Linked DNA regions of Homo sapiens: region 2 is linked to region 1. A link is an interaction called in ENCODE POLR2A ChIA-PET data of the cell type or tissue named here. Cell type or tissue: GM12878. All regions are shown on one strand. Links, peaks and the distances in the headings refer to the core of each region. The heading gives the core; the rest is flanking DNA.

The links. Peaks named below come from ENCODE experiments on the same cell type or tissue, not always from the same donor. Only the 100,000 strongest peaks of a DNase experiment are listed, where the experiment ranks them.
Region 2: POLR2A ChIA-PET joins it to region 1 with 9 read pairs; 17 of 35 experiments call an interaction of 5 or more read pairs at or near these places.

What each region holds. Positions count from the first base shown.
Region 1 is chr14:74,955,676-74,959,354 of GRCh38, forward strand. It overlaps a transcript of PGF not described here. Among named protein-coding and RNA genes, the nearest start is that of PGF, 1.9 kb to the left of the region's middle. RefSeq lists a silencer at 1-68. In GM12878, for the core only: no CTCF peak of the experiment used is centred there; no DNase peak of the experiment used is centred there; H3K4me3 peaks cover 78 bases.
Region 2 is chr14:75,057,074-75,060,752 of GRCh38, forward strand. All of the region lies in intron 2 of ACYP1 (acylphosphatase 1), which reads right to left. Among named protein-coding and RNA genes, the nearest start is that of ACYP1, 5.1 kb to the right of the region's middle. In GM12878, for the core only: no CTCF peak of the experiment used is centred there; no DNase peak of the experiment used is centred there.

The DNA.
Region 1 (3,679 bases), core at 1-2,500:
CGAGGTTCCCGAGCCGAGTTCCCGGAGCGCCCGGTCAGCCCGCAGCGCCCGGCCAGCCCGCAGCGCCGGAGCCCGCAGTGCGTGCGAGGGGCTCTCGGCAGGTCCAGACGCCTCGCCGAGCCCAGCCCGCAGCTCCCCGGGCCGCGCCGCGCCCGCCCACAGGGCCCACAGCCCTGCTTCGGCTCTCAGGGCGGTCACCTGGGATGGGGGCATCCAGGAGTCCAGCGTCAGCCGTCAAGGCTCATGATCTAACCGCCTCTGCAGGAAGGGCCGTCCGGGATGCCTGGGAAGGCAGCCATGCCCACACCCCTAGGGGGCCAAGGGATTCCTAGCCAGGTTATATAGATGAAGAAACCGAGGCTCCGAGAGCACCCCTGCCTGCATATGTCGAATGGACATAGGCATTCTTGGAAAGTGTGTGTGTGTTGTGTGTGTGCGCGCATCTGTGTGTCCGAGGAACTGGCAGAGACAAAACCCAAGCCTACGTGACTCCAGAACTCTAACCCGACCTACCACCCTCCTAGCCAGGCACGGACACAGTGGGCCTCCCACAGGAAACCTCTCAGGGCACCTGGCTGGAGGATCAGGCCTGTTGCCTCCTTGGGAAGCAGTCTTCCCAGGCCCTCCCTGCGGGGCAGCCCCCTGTGGTAGAGAGTGGTCTCACTCAGGCATCTCCTCCTGGTCCCTGGCCGAGGAGGAACTGTACGCTGCGCGGGGGTCTGTGTGCATCTGCGCGTGTGCATGGGCATTTGCGGGTCTGTGAATATCCATGAGCGGTGCATCTGAGCCTCTGTGTGGTCTGAGTACGTGTGACTACTGTACCTCCAAATACGCCTCTGTGTGGGGGTCAGGTCTCTCTGTATCTCTGTATGCTTGTGTGATCTGTTCGTGTCCGCTGTGTATCTGGGTGTGTTTGGAAGTGTCTGAATGTGTATCTTTCGGTGGGACTGTGAGTCTGCACGCCTGCCTGTCTCTGCGTGTGTGTGTCTGTCTCTGTGGGTGAAGACTGTGCCTCTCTCTCTGCGTTTGTGTGTGCCCTCCCTTGGTTCTGGATCTTTCTTTACCACCACTCCTCTCACTGCCTTCTGTGTCCAGCTCCCAGGCTGCAGGAACCTGGCAGGACTGGGAGTCACGAGTTGGCTGGGCCTGGGGCTGGTGGGTGGCTGTGGGGGAGGAGCGAGGCCTGGGAAGTGGCCCCTACAGCTCACATTCCAGCCAAGAGCAGGGAGGCCAGGGCAGCCCCAGCTCTCACCCCAGTGACCTCTGCGTCCACTGCCTGCCTGCCTGCCCACCCACGAGGGGCTGCCAGAGATGCAGCCTGCCTGCCTGGCCGGCCCTAAGCCTGGAGGTTCAGGAGGCGGGGGCCAGTCACCAGCTGGCTAAGCGGGGTCTGCAAGGAACATCCTGACGAGCTTCAAACAAGCTGGGGTTCGTGGGGTAGACAAACTGCTTCCTGGGCCCAGAATCATTGTGGAGGGTCACTGTGCATGTGTGTGAGGGTGAGTAGGTGTGTGTTTGTGCATATATGTATTGTATATGTTGCCCATAACATCTTTGTATACATACACGTGTTTGTGTGTGTCTTTAGTTTGGGTATGGATTTGTGTATGTGGGCACAGGTGTGTATTGTGCACAAGTGTGTGCGCGTGTGCTTAAGTATCTTCATTGTATATGCTTGTCTATAACTGAGTGTTTCTAGCACTTATGCATGGGATGTGTCTATTGTGTATGAGTTTGTATTTTTTTTTTTTTTTTCTGAGACAGAGTCTTGCTCTGTCGCCTAGGCTGGTAGACAGTGGCGCAATCTCGGCTCACTGCAACATCTGCCTCATGGGTTCAAGCGATTCTTGTGCCTCAGCCTCCCAAGTAGCTGGGATTGCAGGTGTACACCACCATGCCTGGCTAATTTTTGTATTTTTAGTAGAGACAGGTTTTTGTCATGTTGGCCAGACTGGTCGAGAACTCCTGGTCTCAAGTGATCCACCCACCTCAGTCTCCCAAAGTGCTGGGATTACAGGTGTGAGCCACCGCGCCCAGCCTGTATTCATTAATTTGTTTTTTCATTTGGCATGTATTGCCTGAGCCCTGCTATGCTCCAGGAACTGCTCTAGGTGCTAGGGATATGATATGGAGGGTCTCTCTGAGTTTACATTCATGGAGTAGGGGGATACCGATGGCTGGGGATGCCGAAGTTCTCTTTCCTGAGTGAACTCAACACCTTGGGCGAAGTCTGTGGTTCCCACAAGTGCACCTCAGTCCTTCATCACTAAATTGGGGACCATACCCTTCTAAACCCAGCTTCCTGGGCTGTGAGATGAATTAGCCTAGGGTAGGCTCAGCGGCAGAGACCAAGGAGACTCTAACATTTCCATGGATTGAATCAAAGTTTGTTCTTGCTCACATCCAGTCCAGAGCAGCTGTGCTAGTAATTCTGCTCCCTTGTTTTTTTTTTAAATTTTTGTAATTTTAATTTTAATTTTTAGAAACGAGGTCTTGCTCTCTCTCCCAGGCTACAGTGCACTGGTGTAGCACTGGCTATAGCTCACTGCAGCCTCCAATTCCTGGGCTCAAGGGATCCTCCCGCCTCAGCCTCCAGAATAACTGGGTCTACAGGTGTGTGCTACCATGCCCAGTTAATTTAAAAACTTTTTTTTTTTGGGGGTAAAGACAGGGTCTTGCCATCTTGCCCAGGCTGTGCTCCTTTGTACACTGGCCCCACTATTGACCAGCCACATCGCCTCAAGCAGCTTCCTTTGCTTTCAGAGCCCCAGCTTCCTCCATCTGTAGGAGTGGGAATGATAACAGTACTTACCTCATAGGGTTGTGCGAGGACTGAGAAAGCACCTTTGGTGCAAAGAATGGTAGCAATTGATCACGATTTCTAATTTAATTTTTGACTTGTATTAGAGAAATAAAAATACTACAGTTAGACCAGGTGCAGTGGCTCACGCCTGTAATCCCAACACTTTGGGAGGCCAAGAAGGACAGATCACCTGAGATTAGGAGTTCGAGACCCGCCTGGCAAACATGGTAAAACCCCGTCTCTACTTAAAATACAAAAATTAACTGGGCGTGGTGGGAGGCACCTGTAATCCTAGCTACTCGGGAGGCTGAGGCAGGAGAATCACTTGAACTCAGGAGGCAGAGGTTTCAGTGAGCCGAGATCGTGCCACTGCACTCCAGTCTGGACGACAGAGTAGAACTCCATCTCAAAAAAACAAACCAAAACAAACAAACAAAAAACAAACTACAGTTACAGAGCAGAGTCCTGTAGCATGGACATGAGATAGAAAATAAAGAATCTTATGCTTCTGCCTGTGGCAGTGGAGAAAGAAAATGGAGCGATTTGCATAGGTGCACACAAACACTAATTCTCACCATCACAGTGCAGGCTCTCAATCCTCAACTGTCACTGAGGCCCTTGAAGTAGACCCAGGTGCTTAGGGGGTGGCAGTCAGTGCCCACAACTCAACACTTAACTGTTTATCACCACAATCTCTTGCTGTTGTTTCAGGGAGAGAAGTAATATTTATTGAACATCTATTATATGCCAAACAGTGTGCTTGGTGCTCTAACCACCTTGACTCATTGAATTCTGATCACATTGTAGTGGTAGGTTTTAATTATTTCCATTTTGAAGATGGAAAGATGGAGGCCCAGGGAGTTTATGTAATTTTCC
Region 2 (3,679 bases), core at 580-3,079, 100 kb after region 1:
TGTAGATGACATATCTTGTATACAAAAAGTCCTAAGAAACATACACAGGCACACACTAGAGCTAATTAACAGTCTCACAAGGTTGTAGGATATAAGATTGATATACAAAAATCAATTGTATTTCTATACACTAGCAATGAAAAACTGAAAATGAAATTAGGAAACAATTCCATTTATAATAGCATCAAAAAGATAGAGTGTCTAGGAATAAATTTAACAAAAGAATTGCACGACATATATGGAAATCTACAAAACATTCTTGAAAGAAATTAAAGAGTATCTAAATAAATGGAAAGACATCCCTTACTGATGTATTGAAATACTTAACATTGTTAAGATGATATTACTACCCAATTGATCTACAGATTCAACTCAATCTCTATCAAAATCCCAGTGCTTTTGCAGAAATCGAAAAATTGATACTAAAATTTACATGGAAACATAAGGGACCCAGGATAGCTAGAAATAATCTTGAAAAGGAAAAACAAAGTTGAAGGATTCACACTTCCCAATTTCAAAACTTACTACAAAGCTGCAGTAACTGAGACAGTGTGGTACTGGCATAAGGATAGTGGCTTAGACCATTTCGTGTTGCTATAAAGAACTACCTGAGGACCAGGCGTGGTAGCTCACACCTGTAATCCCAGCACTTTGGGAGGCCGAGGTGGGGGGATCATGAGGTCAGGAGTTCGAGATCAGCCTGGCCAAGACGGTGAAACGCCGTCTATTAAAAATACAAAAATTAGCCGGGCGCAGTGGTGGGTGCCTGTAATCCCAGCTACTCAGGAGGCTGAGGCAGGAGAATTGCTTGAACCCAGGAAGTGGAGGTTGCAGTGAGCCGAGATCGCACTACTGCACTTTAGCCTAGGCAACAGAGCAAGACTCTGTCTCAAAAAAAAAAAAAAAAAAAAAAAAGAACTACCTGCTGAGGCTGGGTAATTTATAAAGAAAAGAGGTTTATTTGACTCATGATTCTGTAGATTGTATAAGCATGAGACTGTCACTGGCATCAGGTGAGGGCCTTAGGCTGTTTCCACTGTGAGGCAGGGGTGGGAAGAGGTGGGGTACCAGGCTCTTTTTAACAACCAGTTCTCACCGGGCACGGTGGCTCACACCTGTAATCCCAGCACTTTGGGAGGCTGAGGCGGGCGGATCACCTGAGGTCAGGAGTTTGAGACCAGCCTGGCCAACACGGTGAAACCCTGTGTCTACTAAAAATACAAAAATTAGCTGGGTGTGGTGGCGGGTGCCTGTAATCCCAGCCACTTGGGAGGGCGAGGCAGGAGAATTGCTTGAACCCTGGAGGCAGAGGTTGCAGTGAGCCGAGATTGTGTCACTGCACTCTAGCCTGGGCGACAAGAACAAGACTCCGTTTCAAAAAAAATAAATAAAAATAACAACCAGTTCTCCAGGGAACTAATAGAGTAAGACTTCATTGACCCTCCCACCCCCCAGGAAGAGCATTAATCTACTCATGAGGGACCTGGCCCCATTACTCAAACATCTCCCATTATGTCCCACTTTCAACACTGGGGATCAAATTTCAACATGAGATTTGAAGGGGACAAACATCTCAACTACAGCAGGCAGACATATAGATGAATGGAATAGTATTGAGAGTCCAGAAATAAATCCTTACATTTATGTTGATTTTTGAAAAGGGTGCTATGACGAATGTGGGAAATAATACTCACTTCAACAAATGGTGCTGGGACAACTGGATATTCATATGCAAAAGAATAAAGCTGGATTTCCTACCTCACATCACATAAAAATTAACTCAAACTGGATCAAAGACCTCAATCTAAGAGTGTAAACTATGAAATTTTGAAGAAAACATAGGCGGCTGGGCGCGGTGGCTCACGCCTGTAATCCCAGCACTTTGGGAGGCTGAGGCGGGTGGATCACGAGGTCAGGAGTTCGAGACCAGTCTGACCAACATGGTGAAACCCCGTCGCTACTAAAAATGCAAAAATTAGTTGGGCGTGATATAGCACACCTGTAATCTCAGCTACTCAGGAGAATCGCTTGAACCCTGGAGGCGGAAGGTTGCAGTGAGCCGAGATCGAGATCGCGCCACTGCACAGAGCGAGACTCTGTCTTAAAAAAAAAAAAAAAAAAAAAAGGAAAAGAAAACATAGGCATGACAGCAGCTGGGTGTGGTGGCTCACACCTGTAATCCCAGCACTTTGGGAGGCTGAGGTGGGCAGATTGCTTGAGGTCAGGATCAGCCAGGCAACATGGGGAAACCCAGTTGCTACAAAAAACAAAAACAAAACAAACAAAAAACATAGGCATGAACCTTCATGACCTTGGATTAGGAAGATTTCTTAGATATAACACTAAAAGTGCAAGCAAAAAAAGAACAGATAAATTTGATTTGACTTCATCAAAAGTAAAAACTTTTGTACTTCACAGACACTATCAAGAAATTAAAAAGACAACCCACAGAATGGGAGAAATATTTGTATATCATACATCTGATAAGGGACTAGTATCCAGAATAAAAATATTCTTACAACTCAAGAATAAGGAGGCAAATAACTAAAAATGGGCAAAAATATTTGAATGGACATTTCTTCAAAGCAGACATAAAATATGCCAATAAGCACATGAAAAGATGCTCAACATCATTAGTCATTAGGAAGGCAAATCAAAACCACACTGAAAGTATACACATACAACAGGATATTATTCCGTCTTACAAAGAAAGGAAATTGTTTTTACTTTCATGATATAACACAGATGAACCCTGAGGATATTATGCTAAGTGAAATAAGCCAGCCACAAAAGGACAAATACTGTAAAATTCCACTTATATGAGGTAACTAGAGCAGTTGAATTAATAGAATGTAGATTTATGATTGTCAGGGGCATGGGGGAAGGAGAAAATGGGGAGTTAGTGTTTAATGAATACAGAGTTTCAGTTTTGCAAGATGAAAAGCGTTCTGTAGATAAACAGAACAATGTGAATGTGCTTAAGACCACTGAATTGTACATTTAAAAATGGTTAGAACAATAATTTCTATGTTATATGTATTCTACCACAATTTTAGAAGTAAGTGTGCTATATGGTTTCCAAATATTTTGGGATTTTCCAGTTATCCTTTTTATTTTTTTAATGTGGTTTAGTTCCACTGTAGTTGGAGAACATTCCTTGATTTAAATCCTTTTAAATTCATTAATACCTGAAAAACAAACAAACAACCACAATGAAATATTACCTCATACCCACTAGGATGGCTAACATAAAAGACAGTAACCATTGTTGGCAAGGATGTGGACAAACTGGAATTCTCACACATTGCCAGTGAGAACATAATATGGTATAGCTACTTTGGAAAAGTTTGGCAGTTCCTCAAAAAGCTAAACATAAAGTTACCATATGACCCAGCAATCTACTCCTAGGTATGTATATACTCAATGGAACTGAAAACATTGTCTACATAAAAATATGTGCATATGTGTTCACAGCACTACTATTCATAATGGCCAAAAATCAGAAACCCAAATTTCCATCAATTGATGAATGGATAAATGAAATGTGGTATATCCATACAATGGAATATTATTCAGCCATAAAAAGGAATAGGATACTAATACATGCTACAGTGTAGATAAACCTTGAAAACAATATGTTAAGTGAAAGGAGCCAGTCACAAAAAAAGGCCACATTTGT